Linked DNA regions of Mus musculus: region 2 is linked to region 1. Evidence: chromatin loops called from intact Hi-C (ENCODE). Cell type or tissue: heart. All regions are shown on one strand. Each heading gives the region's core, and the rest is flanking DNA. Links, peaks and the distances in the headings are about the cores only.

Region 1 (8,991 bases), core at 582-8,581:
CTAGTGCCCCTTTACCTGAAGGCTATTTGACTACTCAGAATGCTTATGAATTACAGAGAAAGCGTCCAGGAGACCTACCATAGCCCTGATCTTAGGGACAAGACTGAGAGCTTCCATCTGAAAATGACAGTAATAAAAGCAATGAGACTAAGTAGTTACTGCTATTACACCCAGAGACCTTACAGCACAAACACCCACGAGGTCCCAGGCCCTTGTGCTGCATCCACTCTTGCACATCACCTGGTTTAATCCTCATAATTGCTTTACGAGGGAGGTATTCAGGCTTAGAGGGATAAAAAGATTTGCCCGTTAATAGGATTCTTCAAAGAGCTGAGAATCACCCCAAGCTGTTGACCCCGGATCTCAGTCACTGTATACTACTGCTCAATTCTACCTTATAGTACTATCCTTGTACTTTCTAGCCACACCCCTATGGGCTCAGAGAGGGGTGGTGGAGTGACCATGTGGCACTCTGAATATTTTCTCTGGGATCACTAGCTGCTTGAGAGTCTTCTAAGGAAGGCTTGTACATTCTTCTCCAGGGACCAGAAATGCCTGGCAACTTATCCCACAGCCCGCCGCCCTTTCCCTAATTACAAAGGATGAGGAAGTTTCTAGACAAGCAAAAGCCAAGAAAAAAATAGAACTGCACCTGACTGACACTGTAGCAGATGCTCAGTCACTCTGCTTCAAGATGTGACAACTCTGAGGTGTCTGTCATCCATGTCAGAACACCAGGGGTAAACTAAAACCATTCCTATGCTTGGCTCCTACCTTGCCCTGCCTTACCCTGCCCCCTTGACTACAGATGGGTTTGCCTTGAAAATTTTCCAAGAAATCACTTACACTAGAACTCCCTCCCTGAGAGCCAGTCTCTGCTTCTAGGGAGCCTCACCTAGGAGACGCCAGGCTTTAAGAGATACACAGCAACACCTTAAACTGAAATCAAAGCAACTTAGAGGAGGCCATAGCCCTGCTATCAGTTGGTTTTAAAGCAGGAAAGGTTTTCTTTTTCCTTATAATAATCCCTCATCTTGGCTTAAGTGCTTCAGGGTGGAAGCTAAACCATTTATATAAAACACCAAAAATGGAGGACTTCAGGAAGACTTACTTTACTAAGGAAGCTTTGCGGCACAGTTTGTCCGCCCCCCGGTAGTAATTCACCAGCTGTGCCAGCCCAGGCTCGTGACCTACAAGGAAAGAAGAGACTCAGAAGAGAAACAGCAGGTGCGGAGTAACAATGTCAGTAGCAGAGTGTGCAGGACACATATGTCATAGCTTCCCTGTGTCTCATGTCATACCCAGCTTCCCTGTCTCTCATTTCAGGCTGTTTGTCAAGCATGGAGTACTTTTGTTTCTCTGTCCCAAGGTTCCTTTCCCTCTCAGTATCTACTCCCAATACTGAAACATTAATACTGGCCTGCAGGTCAGCTGTGATGTGGCTCCCCTTTTTTTTTTTTTTTTTTTTTTTTATTATTAGAAGAGCATTGGGTATTTTTCTATCTCATATCTCGTTGGCCCTTAGCATAGTCCTCTCTGGGCTTAACATACATAAACTTGTAATCTGTTGAGCAAGGCTACTTGACTACAGCCACACCTCCATCCCAACATCACATTCTCCAAATATCAAAGAAGGCAGCAGAGTATAGGTCATCTACTTTAAGGAGCTTCTAGAAGCCACTAAGAAGTGAAAGGAGGTAGTGGAAAGGCCATCAGAAGCTCTGAACACTTCTTCACACGATCCCACCAGGAGACATTTCATTAGTTCTTACTACAGAAACCCTTTTAAAACCACAACTGGAGGCTCAGAGTGTAGCTTAGCAGTACTGTGCGCATCCTTGGCATATATGGGGGCCTTGGGTTTAATCCCCACCTTGGGTTCAAGCACCACAATGATACAATGAAATAAATACAGATAAATGATTAGAAATAAAAGGATACAACAAAAATATGTTTTATTTAAAAAAATTAACCCCTAACAAAATGCTTTGCAACAAAAAGTAAGATTTTAAAAAGACTTTGAGTTGGGTGTCAAAGGTAACAATAATTAATCCAACCATAGCACACAACCAAATCAGAACTTTCAGACATTATCTGGTTTGCACAATCTCCCTTGGGAAGACAAGCCCAAGTCCCTGTTGACCTGGTACCTTCTCGCCCTATTGGCCCCGACCTTTCAGCGCCTGAACATGACTCTCCGTGCTTTCTCCGTGGGTTTTATGCAGCCCACTTTAGACAAAAAGAGAATCCTCCCAACGGCAAGGGATTAGAACCATTTTATTTAGAGAATACATCTGTCTTTTCCATAAAAATAAAATGTGCTGGTCATCTGCTAAATTCATGTTGCCTTCTCAGGCCTGGGATTCCAAAGGGTTTCTATCTGTCAGCACACTGACAAGGCCAGTCACTCCCACACCAGGCTGGGAGAGCCTTTTGGTTCTACCTAGGTTCTTACCACCAGGCATTGTCAGGTGCCAGCAAGGGAAGCAGTAAAGTTAGGAGAAACGACCCAGTCAGCCGCTCCTGTGCTTCTCTCAGGGAACTTAGTTTTGAGGGGCTTTCTTTGCTGAGCCCTTCCGGAGGAATCTGCTACCACAGGACATCAGTTTCTAAGCACATTTTCTAGTCTGTGACGTCTGAGTCTTCCAACCACCACTCCATGGAGTCGCCACGCTAGAGTATAAACATGTATAATAATGAAAAGTTGTCCCTGAACTAATTCAGTAAGACTAAGCCTTAACAAACTTCATTCCATAAGCCATCATAGCTTGCTGTGGCTATAATGTCACCCAAGTGCCCTATGCAAGCTTGCCAAATTGCCTGTTAGTTCCAAACAAACTGCTTTCCGTTTAGCCTCATCCACCGCTGACCACACCTATGTCTGAAAAAAACCTCTCCTCTTCAGGACACGGGACACTACTTTCTGGGGTGTTTGCTAAGGTAGAGATGCCCCCCTCCTCTTCTGTCCTTGAAATACAAATGATCCCACCCCCAAGTGAAATTCTGGAAAAGAACCAGACACCCAGAGAGAGGCAAGCCCTCCCCAGATGACTATGTAGTGAAGGGACCATGAGACCAGGTTCAAGTCTGTGGGATGCTAGTTGAACCCATTAGGACAACTTCAAGATTACGTCATTTAAAAGGGAGTTGCTGTCCCTTCCTACATGAGAGTACGCGAATAGAATGGTACCAAGCCAGTTTCGCACATGTGGATGAGGAGAGCAAAAGTCACCCAAGATCGTGTAAGAAAACATCACTAAATGCAGCTGCAAATGTAAACTTTTGGTGCAGCTAAAGGAAAGGTCTGAAATGGAACAGCTCCCCACGCTCCAGCTTCCCTGGAAGCTCCTGCTTTGGGTAAGTCAGTGAGTTTTCTCCAAATTCCCTGCCGGTTCATCTTGGCCTCCGGGTAACCCAAGCCTCGGCGGTTTCAACTCCCCTTCCACGCCCACACCACACAGAGCTGAATCCTAAGTGGCGGAAAGCTGCAAGATGACTGATGCGGGCCCAGGGAAGCAGGGGAACCAGGCCGACACCCTGAGTGCGGGTATAGGTCACTGTCAGCAGACAGGGCAACCGCACCCAGACTCCGTTCCAAATCCAGCTACGGGTTTAGGTCTTGCTAGACCCATTTTATATCTGCTAAGGTGAGCTCGCGCCTAGGGAAGATTAATGACCTTAAAAAACAAAAGCGCTCGCTCTCCGATTCATGCGCGCAGCGGCCACGAGGGAAGGGCTCACCTAGTCTCCCGAAGGGCAGTCGGTTCCTCTCCCCCAGCATCAGGTTGAACCTGGGGTTGTCTCGCCGTAGCCTCTTCCAGTAGCCGGTGGCCAGCAGCAGCCGGGAGACCTCGGCGTAGACGCTGCTATTCTCGTCGCGCACCACGAAGGTGTACATGGCGAAGGGCAGCGCGCCCCGCAGCCGCTACACGAGTCCAGGGCACGGCGGCCCCGCGTGCACACTGCCCCAGCCTCAGCCTCAGCCCCGCTGTCGGTCTAATTCCAGGGCCGCGCCTCCGGATTACCCTAGTGTCTGCCCTGGGCGCCCGCGCCACCGCCCGAGTGGCGAGCGCCACCCGGACGCCGCGCCCACCCCCAGCGCCCCGCCCACCGCCGGCGCCCCGCCCACGACCGTGATTCCGCGCGGCGCTAAGGGCAGGTCTGCGGGTTGCGGCGGCAGGAGCTCCCAAGCAGGGCCCACCAGGGCCGCCCCGCCACTCAGTGTGTGGCCGGTGACATGGGTCTCAAGTGTGGCTGCAGTAATAGCAAACTGCGGTGGAGAGACCAAGGGAAATAATTCCAGCTGCGCCATAGCCCGCCAATATCCCTTTCCGCCCTCTGTCTGGGTCTTCCACCAAGTTCAAAATCAGATTTGGTGGATGAAACAAAAGATCCAGGCATGGGTGTAGCTCAGTTGGTAGAGTGCTTGCTTAGCCAGCACTGAGCTCTGGGTTTGATCTGGGTGCGGTAAAATCGGACACATGTCAGGAGCCATAATGGGACAAGCTAATAACTAGCAGGTGATCATCCTGAAGTAGCCTGCCTTGGATTATTATATAATCTGCGACAGTGAGCCCTCATTAAGCAAGGCTATGAGGGACTCATTTTAGGAAAGATTCCTGCTGAGATAGAACAAAGGCTGTATTGCTTAATCCTCCCCTGATAGGCTACAGGTGTTAATCGCCTAAGCCAGCAAGCAAGCCCTCAGAAAGAGCAAGAAAGTTTTTAGGACTTTTTAGAAGTTATCATCAGCATTTCAGTATAATTAGAGAGCTAGAAAGCCCCAAGACCCTCAGACGTTAAAGCCATCACCAGAGTCCTTACTCTGTGACTCCACTGCTACCCCTGGCCCGGGCCAGGAGGCTCCCAATGTTCTAATTTGGCACCCGAACAGCGACATTGAATAAGGTAAGTGGACACAGATAGGACTCTTAACTGGGTCTTACAAATCCATTGGACAAGGAGTGTGCAGTTAAATTGTCTTCTGCCATCAGTAGAGGCGGATAGTTGGGGCCATCAGTTCCTGGTTGGGTACCATCAGTGCCCATGTTAAGCCAGGAGCCATCAGCTCTGGCTTTTATTGCCTGCTGCCATCAGCAGAGGCTGATACTAGGTGCCATCAGTGCCTAGCTGTTCTGTTGGAAGCTATCAGCACCCGTCTTAGGTCAGAAGACATCAGTTCTGGGTTGTGTGCATTTCATGGGTATCTCTCAAGATGGGACAAAGTGAATCTACAGATAGAGAGTTCTTTACAGATATTAATAAGTATACTCTTAAGAAAAGAGTCTTAGCTGGGCAATGGTGGAGCACGCCCTTAATCCCAGCACTTGGGAGGCAGAGGCAGGCGGATTTCTGAGTTCGAGGCCAGCCTGGTCTACAGAGTGAGTTCCAGGACAGCCAGAACTATATACAGAGAAACCCTGTCTCGAAAAACTAAACCAAACCAAAACAAAACAAAAAACCCGAAAGAAAGAAAGAAAGAAAGAAAGAAAGAAAAGTCTTTAAGGTTAAAACTAGCCATCTGACTGACTTTCTTCAGTTTGTACAGTCAGTCCCTGGCTCCCAGAAAGGGGAAGTTTAGATGTGGATACATGGAAGAAGTTAGGGTTAGATATTAAAAACTGGTTTATAGAGAATGGAGGAAAAGGTGTGCCCCTTACAGCATTTGCTCTTCGTTTGCTATTTGGAATACACTTGAGGAAACATTAGCAGATGACAGAAAGGCCTTAGGCGCCCAAGCAGCATCAGATTCACCTCATGAGCAGACTCCATTACTACAGTCTCACTCAGGATCTAAGAAAAATGTTTATTCCTCAACAGAAAAGTCTGAGAAAAGTAGTTCAGGAGAGAGTCGTGGTGAATCAGAAGAGAAAAAAACCAACCTCAGAGGAGGAGTCTGACTTCTGAAAAGAAAGTAACAAAATATCACAAACACAAGTGACCCTTAACAAATGTAAACATTGAAGCAGCTACTCTGCTGGTGGAAGAACAACTTCAAAAAGGCCACATTGAGTCTTCCACTAGCCCTTAGAACACTTCAATTTTTGTTATTAAGAAAGAAATCAGGCAAATGGCGACTATTACAGGACTCTAGAGAACTAAATGGCACCATGGAAAGCATGGGAGCCCTTCAACCTGGGTTGCTGTCTCCTTCTGCCATTCCCAAAATGATAATGTTATTGTTATTGATCTTCAAGATTGCTTTTTTACCATACTGCTGTGTCCTTGTGACCGTCAGAGTTTTGCCTTTAGTTTACCTTCACCCAACCTTTAAAGGCCATACCAGAGGTACCAGTGGAAATTCCTCCCCCAAGGTATGAAAAATAGTCCAACTCCTTGTCAGAAATTTGTGGATATTGCTATCCTGCAGGTCCGTAAAATCTATTCTGACATTTATCCTGTTCATCATATGGATGATATTCTACTTTCTCATAAAGATAGAGCTTAGGTACAAGAGACACTACGATTTTTAGCTGAGCGGTTAAACTTATATGGACTTCAAGTGGCTTCAGAAAGGGTTCAGATTCGACCCCCATTCTCATACCTGGGTCGTGTTATTCAGACAAAACTTGTTTCTCCTCAGCCCATTCAACTCAGGGTTGATCACCTAGAGGTAAAGGGAGATATGGTTACTCCTTATACTGCAGACCAACATAATATTTTGTCTTATGAATTTGAGCAATGGCAGATTGTACAATTAGGATATACTGGGACCTATTCTTATCACTTGCCTAATCACCCCTTGTTATATTTCATGAAAGGGCATCGAGTCATCTTTCCTCTCAGAACTAAATCAGCTCCCTTGCCTCCTCCAGCAGCAATGGTGTTTACTGATGGCTCGGCTTCAGGGCTGCTTTGATTTTTGATGGCAACAAAGAATCTTTCCCTACACAAGAAACTTCTGCACAGCAAGTAGAATTAGTAGCAGTAATTGCTGCCTTTAAAAGACTTAAAAATAAAACCTTTAACTTATGTACAGACTCCCACTATATTGTCAGATTATTTTCTTATATCGAGACAGCTCTACTGCCATCTAGCCACTCCACAATCTTAGCTCTACTTTCAAAACTGCAGGTGTTATTTCAATCTAGAGAGTGTCCTTTTTTTGTAGGACATGTTCGAGTTTATACAATGCTCCCTGGTCCTATTCATGAGGTTAACTGTATGGTTGACACTCAGACAAAGGTTGTTGCTCTCTCAATGGAGGCAGTAGAGAGGATAGTTCTTAGCTCTGAGGCAAAAGGTATTGTTTTGAAACAACTGGCCTTTGAGAGTGCTACATCCACTTGTCAATCTCTTCGAAAGACAATTTAAAAATCTGGAAATGTATTTAAAGCATGTGCTGAGGTTGCTAGTTCATATTTTCAAGGTGTACCCATTACAACAACCTCACAAGGCCAGAGCACTGTCCAAAATCTTACTAATAAGGGCAGAAAACATTTAATAAATCAGGCTTGGCTCGCAAAAGTTATTCAAGTAAGAATTCTGGACTTATCAGCAAACAACATCCTGGCAAAGCAAGAGGTGCCATAAATTTTAATTCTCCTGGCCCCACTCAAAGCAGAAATCCCACTGGGTGTCACTGTTGTCTGAAAGGGTACGACAGGCGTAAGGAGCGCCAGCCACACTGACCTTCACAGAAATGGCACTGCCTTATCTGGTGCTACTGTAATCCTTAATAATACAGAAATTTTATCAAACCAGGGAAACTGTGAGGCACCTACCTCAGACCCCTCAAACAAGAGAGGTAATTCAACAGCCTCAGGTGACCAATCCATTTGTCAAAGAAGGACTGTCCAACAGCTGCAGGGAGCAACTCCAGGCAGCACAGGGCTGTGCCTCCACAAAAATATTCACTCACGGCTTCTCCTCAAACAGGTTATCATAACTTTTAAGATCTTAAAAGAAATTTTCCTCACACAAGAAACATTTGCACAACCAACAGAGCTAATGACAATAGCCATTGTCTTTTTTGCGACAGGGTTTCTCTGTATAGTCCTGGCTGTCCTGGAACTCACTTTGTAGACCAGGCTGTCCTTGAACTCAGAAATCCGCCTGCCTCTGCCTCCCAAGTGCTGGGATTAAAGGCGTGCGCCACCACCGCCCGGCGCCATTGTCTTTTAAATGTGAAGGACAAGCCCCTTTTTAAAGAATGTTTTACAGCTGTTGTACCGTTTTTTTTTCCTTTTTTTTTTAGCCCCAACTTTCAGAATTACAAGTCTTACTTCAATTTAAAAATTGCCTTTTCTCTATTGGACATGTTCAAGTTCATTCTATGCTTTCTGGTCCTATAAATGAAGGTAAGGGTTAGTTTCTTAACAAAAGCTTGTTGCTTTCCCTACAAAGGTAACTTAGCATGATCTCACATGACAAATCACCATAGCGCTCAGAGAAACTGCTCCTGCATTCCTGCAGAGCTGTCAGCTAAGCTTGGGAATTAACCACTGATGAGCCTGTGCCCTTGTGATTTAAAACAGACAAATGTTACAAATACCTGTCTTTTGGAAAGTTAGCCTTTATTCCTGTACGTATGTACACTTAATTCTCATTGCTATTTATGTCTTTTCCTAACTCGGGAAAACTTCCAAAGATACGATACAGTATTTGTTTCATTAGTTTATAATACCAAGGGCTTAATGTCTTTGTTTAAACTTACAAAGCCTTTTAAATTTGGTGTTTGACTCTAAGTTTCTCATATTCCACTGATATCCCCTATAATTCACAGGGACATGCTATTGTAGAGTGAGTTCATCAGACTTTTAAAAGATATAAACATCTGAATTAAAAAATGAAATAAAAAAAATGAAATCATAATTATTCATCTCCTTACAATACTTTATAAAAAATAGTCCATTTTTAAAAACTTTTCTAGCCCCTAACAAAATAAAGACCTACTAAGTGGATAATTAAAAAAGACTGGATTTTTTTTTGGGAGAAGCCCTGTTTCTACATTTACAGGACCCTATAGATGCCAGACCAGCTGATTGCGCC
Region 2 (8,991 bases), core at 223-8,222, 98 kb after region 1:
AAGGAAAATATTCATATGTCTTATCAAGTAATAAATGAGCTCTAAAGTCTTATACTAGGTTCATATTAAAATCTTTTCCTCCTGTGCAGACCCTGAGTAACTTTTTACCATTAACATATTTTAGAAAACTCTAATAGTTACTAGGGTTTCGTTATCTTTCCATTCTGCTGTAGAAGTGTCTGAGGCAGGAACTAGTATTTAACCTTCAGCAATTGCTTGCAGGATTGGGATTACAGCTCAAAGGTAGAGAGAGCTCTTGTCTAATGGCATGAGGCCATAGGTTTGATATCAAGCATCATATCAAACTTGTTTGGGTTAACATCCAGATGAAGGATAAAGTTAGATGGGTGAAGTTAGGCTGAAAGAAGTAAATGAAGGACTGGAGAGATGGCTCAGCGGTTAAGAGCACTGACTGCTTGCTCTTCCAGAGGTGCTGAGTTCAACTCCCAGCAACCACATGGTGGCTCACAACCATCTGTAATGGGATCTGATACCCTTTTCTGTTGTGTCTGAAGATAGCTACAGTGTACTCATATAAATAAAATAAATCTTTAACAAAAAAGAGAAGTGAATGAAAGAGAACTGAGTGAAAGGGAGATTATACCTTTAACTTTCTCAATTCTTTCTGCTTTATTTATGTTTAGAAACTAGGCTCCAGACTTACGCACAAGAATCTAACATTCTACCTATCTACAAGTTTATGGGTATTATTATATTTATAGTACCTTATAAAAATACTTCTTGCTCCAGGCATAAAAATATTAAAGGAAAGCACACCGACTAGATAGTTGTGTTTGTTTGTTTTGGGATCCCCCAGATATTGGCTGTTTGGAGACAGGGTCTTACTACATAGCTCAGGTTGGCCTTATACTCATTCCAGCACTCCTCCTTTCGGTGTCCAGAGCGCTGGGATATAGGTGTGCACTGACAACACCGACTCTCAAATAGATAGTTTCAAAAGGTGATTTTTCATATATATATTACATATATATATTATAGTAAACAAACACAAAGCACTCACCATATAAAACATGTACAAGAAAATAATTTTAAAGCAGCAACATATTTTATGAATTTCATTTACATTTAGAACTTCTCCCTTTTGTACATTCTATTTTAATTTGTATAAAGTCAAAGCAGTTATAAATATGAGATTTCACTATTTTCCTGAATGCATATTTTAGTTTTTAAAAGTGCTTGAAAATAATCTTTGTAAAAATACCTAGACTATGCAAAATTTTATATACTTTTCACATATAATTCGTATAAACATGTATTACAGTATAAAAGTTATAATGTAGAAACATGGACTGCTTGAGGAATCCATAGATTATTTTCTCCCAAGTTTCTTTAGAATCAACTAGAAACCTATAAAAATACAGGTAGTCACAAACCTACCTACAGATTTCTATGAGCTGTTCTTCATTTTGTATCAAACAGGTCTGATTAGATAAGACTGAGAAACATTTACCTAACAGCTCATAACTACATGGGAAATTTCTAAAATTTATGGGCCCCAGTCACATCAGTGGAACTGCCCTGCCCTTAAGCACCCCTGTCCAGACTGAAAACCACTGCTTTGGTAAGGTTTAAACACTTCTGTTATCCACTAAGAAACTCAAGTTCACAAAGCTAACTGGTTACAGTCCTGGAAAGGGCCATTTCTGTAGACCCCCTGCTCTGTGGGATTTCTTCCTTCTTTCCTTTAGCCTAGGCTCAAATAGCAATTCTCCTTTGCCTCCAGAGTGTTGGAATTATACATATAACTCACCACATACAGATAGTGCAGTTTCTTGATGTAGTTCTTTCCACGTCAGAGGTTTTATATATACATCTATATCTATATTTATGATTCACAACACCACCTAACACTGGCTAAATTAAAACTGAGTTGAGATACTTTTGGGTCTAATTTAAAACAAAACTATTGCTACTTATCATTTGCTCCTCCTACTAATCTATATCCTTTAAACTAAAGTTTCATTTTAACTTCTAAGTCAGTATTTTAAAACTTCAAATTCTACTTTCTAAAAAACCCAGGGTTTGTTGTGTAGGGCAGGCTGCCATGAACATGCCACCTTCTTGTCTCAGCCTGAGTGTTGGATTACAGGTATGTATTACCACACTGGACCTCAAACTCTTTTCAAAGTCTGATAGCAGCCAGGCATGGCAGTGCACACCTTTAATCCAGCACTCTGTAGGCATAGACAGGCTGATCTTTTTGAGTTCTAAGACAGACTGGTCTACATATCAAGTTCTAGGCCAGCTAAGGCTAAGGAGACCACCTCTCAAAAGGGATGGGGGTAAGAGAAAACCATGGTGTCATTGTTCTGTAGAAGCATTATTTTGATTTCTAAACTTGGTGACACGTTTTATTATGTAAAATACATATTTCTACATATTCAAGTTACACTATCCACTAACATGAGATTTCCTTTCATATTAATGAATTTTAAGTACATCAAGTCACTGGCTTATCAATAGACTTCTCAACATTATTAGTTAATTCTAGGACCTTCACTTTTAAACTTTTTTTAATAGGGCAATATTGGGCTATGAGTGTAGCCAAGTGTTAGAGTACTTGCCTATCACACAAGAGTCCTTAGGTCCATTTGACAGCACTGAAACTACAAAGGTATCATCTTTTTTAAAAAATCATTAAAAATGTCCAGTGCAAGCTTCTGCACTTATGTAAGAGCACTTTTTACTATCTAAACCTTGCTACATGCTTCATTGATGTCTTTCTAGAGAATTATCATTACATTAGTGAAGTTCTTAGGATTTTTTTAAATCCCTTTCAAGGTTGCCATATATTTTGGCATTTAAAATTTCAATGATTTTTGTTGGTTTTTGTTGTTGTTGTTTTGTTTTGCTTCCTTTGTATTTAGGGAAGGAAGGTGAGTGTAATGCTTTATCAAAAGCATATGATATTTATCAGGAATTCTTAAGTCTTATGGGCCACACTAGAACACAATGTATCTGAGACTATTCACAAAGCAATGTGAGGATGTCCACTTTCAAGTCAATATTCTAAGTAGGAATCAGCTGAATGAGATTTGGCACCAGGAGTTTTAATAAAAGTCCTCCTCTGACACCTTTAAAAATTTGTTTATCAATGTCAAGAGTATATTCTGTAAATGCCACCAAACCTTTGAATGGTGCTAAGAATGTGCCTCTCAGAGCACAACAAAACTAAAACTGGAAAATGAGAATCTCAGCTAAATAGTCAAATATTTATTTAGCACCTAGGAAATCAGGTAAAGCTAAAACTCTGCAGTCTACTTGTGTTAACGTATTTAATATGAAAAACTGCCATTTCACTTTCCTGGAGGTTATAGGACTGCGGCAGACACATGGCCTGGGAGTGGGGGATGGGAGGGAAAGAGACTCCCCAACCCCCTCCAAAAAAAAAAAAAAAAAAAAAAAAAAAAAAACTAAACATGTTTATTTTCAGAGGTAGACTCGGGTCGGAGGCAAACATCCACTAGGCCTACTACTGAGCTTTTGGGGCCGGTTCCAACGGGGCTGCCAACGCCGGTCACTGGCCTGGCGGGCAGCGGCCGCAGCCGCGCCGCCGCCCGCGTGGCGCCGACGACTGAGCCGGGCCAGGGGCGGGGGGCTCGCACGTGCCCGGCGGGGGCGGGGCGGCGAGAGCGACGGCGACCCCGGCTCCGGGAGGCGGGCGCGGCCGCTTCGGCCTCCCCCGCGGCGGCCGGCAGGCAGCGGCGGTGGACGAAGGTGCGCGTCACGGAACCGATGGAGCCACACAGAGACGTCTAAGTCATGCAGGAGGCGCCCGGCCCCGGCCCGCTCCCGCCGCCCCGACCCCTCCTCTCATCCGACAGAAAGACAGACAAGAAGGGTTCCCGACCTGTCGTGCCCTGCATGTTCAGAGTCTGTCATGTTTGGTCAAGAACGGGGCGGGGCTGGAGGGCAGGTCTGGAGGCCGGCGGCGGCGGTGGCGGCGGCAGCGGGGCGCGGGGAGGACCCCTGCGCCGCCTGCGGGCAACCCTGTCCCCGGCCGCCGCCGACAGGTGACGAAGTGGTAAAAACTCACGGTTACTAGTGAGCGACACAGACACAGACTTTCCAGTCTATTAACAACCAACGCCAGAGAGATGGGGCTCTAACTGCAAAGACTGGGCAACGGCCCCGCGCTGCCGGCGCTGCCGCTCTAGTCTGTATTCGCCGCCGGAGGCTGAGGCGTGGGAGCCGGCGGGCGGCGTGCAGCGACGCGGGGATTTGGACAGTGGCCGTAACGGTGATTTCTCCTCACCAACATGGCGGCACCCGAAACAGGCGGCTCAGAAAATGGCGCCGGCCGCAACACCTTGCCCGGGACTAAAGGGCAAGTGGAATTCCTCCGCGAGCCGCGGCCCTCTCCCAGCCCGCCGGTGCCGAGCGCACTAGCCATTGGAGGAAACTGCCCGTCAATCACTTCCAGGGGCGGGCCTTTAATACGCTCGCTGCGGCAGCGGAGGCAGCAATCTGATGGGTGTGAGGCCAGGGATGCGGTTCGGTGGCGCGTGGAGTTATATCGGGCGGGGCAGGTCACCCCGCCAGGCCTGCTGTGTCCACCAGGTCCTCTGTGCCCATTTCTCGATGTTCCTGCGAGACTCGTCGTCTAAGGCTTTGGAGTTCCGGACTCATCACACTGTCCCCCTCCACCCCGCCACCGTTAACTGCGCGACAAAGAAAGGAACCCAGGACTGGCGGTTTTCTTTGTTAAAAAGAAAGAAAGAAAGAAAAGCTTTCTTTGTTGCCGAAAGAACTCGGAATCATCCTTAAGCCCTTAAACTTGTAGCTGTTATGTCTCCGTAGTGTAAGGAAGACTGCCTGCCATGCAACTTTTTCTGATACTAAATTCACCCAGTCCTTACTTGACGATTAAAAATAGCTATTGAGGTAATTAAAACATGATCTTGTGTCTGTTAGCGGTTTAGATGTGGAATTCATTCGAGTATTTCATAAGAACAAGACTTCATTTCTTCGTATGTCCATGGCCTTCAGACGTATTTCCATATCCTTCAGAAATAGTCTTGAAATGATGAGTAATGTATACTTAGTTCTGAAGGAAAGTTAATTTTTTTTATTAAAATGATAAGCTTAAATGTCCAATATTTCTAAATACACGACGTCTTTTGTCTTTGATGTGTAAATAACGTGCATTCAAAGAGCAATTGCGATTAGATAAATGTGAAAAGAGAAAAAAAGTTATTTAGTTGAATGCAGCTATTGACAAGACTTGAACCCTGACAGATCTTCACGGCCCATTATAGGAAACTTTCAAAAGGCACATCTGTTTTAACTAGAGAAGCAATATTATTAGTTTTTGGAACTAAAATGTAAAGCCTCTTCATTTAATCGTTTTACTAGGAACAGTGAAAGGCTTTTGAGGTGTAACAGCTGCTCTTCACAACTGCATTTTCTGCTTAGACATTAAAATAATGATTTAGGATTTGAATTTGATTTTTTTTTTTAATAAAAAGAAAATCTTTGAACTGGTACACATTTGAGTATTGCTGTTTTCAAATTCGTTTGGAAGTTTAAACGCACACCAAAATAAATTCTGGGCATTAGCTTACTCAGAAAAACAACTTTTGAAATGTTGCCTCCAGACAAAATTAACATACTGACACACTTGGAAGGTCCAATTGTTGGCTATCTAGGCCAACTCAAGCCACAAGGAAAGGATTCCCTGTGGTGTACTCTATTTGTAAACTTTATATACTTTATAAACCCTCAAGGCAGGAAAGCCACAGCTCTCAGCTGGCTGAACACAAAGCAGTCAGGCCCCGCACCCAGACTTCCCTAACAGCCCTAAAGGTCATCTTCTAAGGGCTACTGCAGTCATTCATTCGCAACCTGAGCTATGAAAGTGGCCAAGAAAGTGCCCTACAAGAAAAAAAAAAAAAATCCCGCCACCCCCTGAAAAGGAAGTCTCATTAGTCCCTGGCTTGTCACAGAAACCAGTTCCTGAGCATGAAAACCAACAAATCCCTGAGCAGAAAAATTCACCAATCCCTGAAAATACCAAACTCTGGACTTGAAATCCCAACAGTCCTCAGCCTGGAAAACTGGACAGCTCCGCCCCCTAAGAAATCCTATGGAAGGCCTGCCTTCAGCTCAGTCAGGGGCTGTTTTCTCACCTGAGCAGAGGCAGCAGTCCTGCGGTTTTCTCTCCCAATAAATCCCTTGTGTGAGGTTTGTTGTACTGTGTGACTTTGTGCCTCCCAACTGCGAGGATACCTTTCCTTTCAGACCTACAACATTTCCATCATCCGCAAAGAGTATTTCCTCGCCATTTGTTACCCTCTGTTGACCTCAAAATAGAAGATAACCTGGAATCTGCTCAGCCCTTTCCTCTTTAAAAGAAATCGCTTGTAGACTTTAGAATTTAATTCACCTCTGAGATTACTAAATTCTGTGACCAGAGCTCATTGATATTTTTTAAAGCCATCCCTGTACTTAAAACTGAGAGTTGCACTCTTTTATATTTAATATTCTGAGTATATAATAGCCACTCGTTCTGTGTATGTTGGGGCAGCTGTGTGGAAGTACAAGGACAGCTTGCAGGAGGCCATTCTCTCCTCCCGCCATTTTCTCACCCAGGCAGAGGCAGCCACCCTTCTGGGTGATTGACCTCAAGACATTCAGAGCTTGGTGGCAGGCAGCACTCGGGTTCTCAGCAGCCCCGGAACTGATATCGTAATAGAACTTTATGACTTTCCCTATAGATACCTTACACCTTTGATAGACTCCTCACAATCGGATACTTCTGCTTTCATTGCTGTGTAACAAGCTATAATAATACACTGTTTTAACTTATAGTTTGGAATAGGAAACATTTCCAGAATCCTACACATATTCAACCCATGCTCTAACAAGAGCTAAACTCCCAACACAAGGGTTTGGGGTGTTTGTTTGTTTTCCCAGTCTAATCCTTGGATTCTAGGTTCTCATTCTACACTCACTGAGATTTCCAGTACTAGTGTGTGGGAACCACAGAGGTCTTTGAGCTCTCAGATAAGCACTAGGGAAAGCAGGAATGTTAAACACACAGGGTTGTCCCTTAAAAGGGAAGGGTGCATAACCTGTTATCTGCCCAAAAAGCTGGAATTAGATGAGGTTAATAGTCAGTCAGTCTGGTTACCTTTGAGCTAACTGTATGGCCAAGATCATACCAGATTCTCCTCTCCCAAGACCTTACCATAGGCTTGTCAATCTATAGAAAGTGTATTTATGGAAGATGTCACATATAGTCAATCTATAGAACCTAACTTTATGGAAGATATCATATGTACTTTACAAAGAGTTCAGTGTAGTCATGATTTAAGCTTTATTGTACACATGGGATTGAATTAATTATCACCAGTAAAGTTTTCACCAAATTCTGGTGTGCTTAAATATGCCTAAAATAAACTCCCTGGGCTTAGACTCTCAAGGCTTGGACACTGGCTACTTAGTCATGTGGAGCTGAACTACCTTCTCGCCTATCTTGGATCATCACTCTCCTGGCTATGGTGGTCCCAGAGATCCTTGAACTAGGGCACCCAGTGCGACATTAATAGACACAGTCCAGGAGGATGGTCCTGTCCTGTTTCCCAGGTTTCTACGGGATGACAAAGTTTTCTCTTTAGAGAAACATGTTTTCTTCCAGTAATTTACTATGAATTCTGTACCTAGTTTGTTCTTTCATCTCTTGAGATGCTAAGTATTTTCTCTTTTCCTTTTGTGTACTATTTAGATTGTACCCTAAAGCATATTCAAAGGTATGGTTGTGGTGAGTTTAGCTTTTGAAGCTATTGGCAACAGTGTGTTGGAATATATGAAGTGGGAGAATGGTAAAGGCACCTTTCAACGGGATGTATCTGAGCAGCCTGTAGAGACTGCAGGATGGAGTCATTAGAACCTGAAGATAGCTGAACTTACAGCAGAAAAGCGTCTGTCAAGATCTGCGATGCTGGGTAAAGACACGAAACCATAGGCTGGGCCATCTTGCTGCTGTCCTGCAGTACCAACTGTTCAGGAGGCTGAGGCAGAAAGGTCCTTGAAGCTCAGGCATTCAGGAGCATCCTGAAGAATACAAGAAGTCCTTGACTCACAAAAACATTTTTTTTATTTTTTTTCCATTTTTTATTAGGTATTTAACTCATTTACCTTTCCAATGCTATACCAAAAGTCCCCCATATCCACCCACCCCCACTCCCCTGCCCACCCACTCCCCCTTTTTGGCCCTGGTGTTCCCCTGTACTGGGGCATATAAAGTTTGCAAGTCCAATGGACCTCTCTTTCCAGTGATGGCCGACTAGGCCATCTTTTGATATATATGCAGCTAGAGTCAAGAGCTCTGGGGTACTGGTTAGTTCATAATGTTGTTCCACCTATAGGGTTGCAGATCCCTTTAGCTCCTTGGCTACTTTCTCTAGCTCCTCCATTGGGAGCCCTATGATCCATCCATTAGCTGACTGTGAGCATCCACTTCTGTGTTTGCTAGGCCCCGGCATAGTCTCACAAGAGACAGCTACATCTGGGTCCTTTCAATAAAATCTTGCTAGTGTATGCAATGGTGTCAGAGTTTGGATGCTGATTATGGGGTGGATCCCTGGATATGGCAGTCTCTACATGGTCCATCCTTTCATCTCAGCTCCAAACTTTGTCTCTGTAACTCCTTCCATGGGTGTTTTGTTCCCAAATCTAAGGAGGGGCATAGTGTCCACACTTCAGTCTTCATTCTTCTTGAGTTTCATGTGTTTAGCAAATTATATCTTATATCTTGGGTATCCTAGGTTTGGGGCTAATATCCACTTATCAGTGAATACATATTGTGTGAGTTTCTTTGTGAATGTGTTACCTCACTCAGGATGATGCCCTCCAGGTCCATCCATTTGGCTAGGAATTTCATAAATTCATTCTTTTTAATAGCTGAGTAGTACTCCATTGTGTAGATGTACCACATTTTCTGTATCCATTCCTCTGTTGAGGGGCATC

What was found. A loop is a pair of places that touch in the nucleus more often than their neighbours do. Peaks named below come from ENCODE experiments on the same cell type or tissue, not always from the same donor. Only the 100,000 strongest peaks of a DNase experiment are listed, where the experiment ranks them.
Region 2: a loop joins it to region 1, with 1.8 times the contacts of the local background. A loop is called at or near these places in 6 of 42 quality-filtered maps.

What each region holds. Positions count from the first base shown.
Region 1 is chr2:129,061,054-129,070,044 of GRCm38, reverse strand. Vinac1 (vinculin/alpha-catenin family member 1) reads left to right here and starts at 4,136. Exons shown (of 11, transcript NM_001370941.1): 1 at 4,136-4,908; 2 at 6,816-8,991. Ttl (tubulin tyrosine ligase) reads right to left here and starts at 4,098. Exons shown (of 7, transcript NM_027192.2): 1 at 3,742-4,098; 2 at 1,112-1,190. The coding sequence starts at 3,898. In heart, for the core only: no CTCF peak of the experiment used is centred there; DNase peaks (open chromatin) are centred at 3,484 and 4,114; H3K4me3 peaks cover 1,932 bases; H3K27ac peaks cover 1,428 bases.
Region 2 is chr2:128,962,717-128,971,707 of GRCm38, reverse strand. It overlaps Zc3h6 (zinc finger CCCH type containing 6), which reads right to left and starts at 4,306. Exons shown (of 12, transcript NM_178404.3): 1 at 3,872-4,306. The coding sequence starts at 3,903. In heart, for the core only: no CTCF peak of the experiment used is centred there; DNase peaks (open chromatin) are centred at 3,837 and 4,427; H3K4me3 peaks cover 2,614 bases; H3K27ac peaks cover 3,694 bases.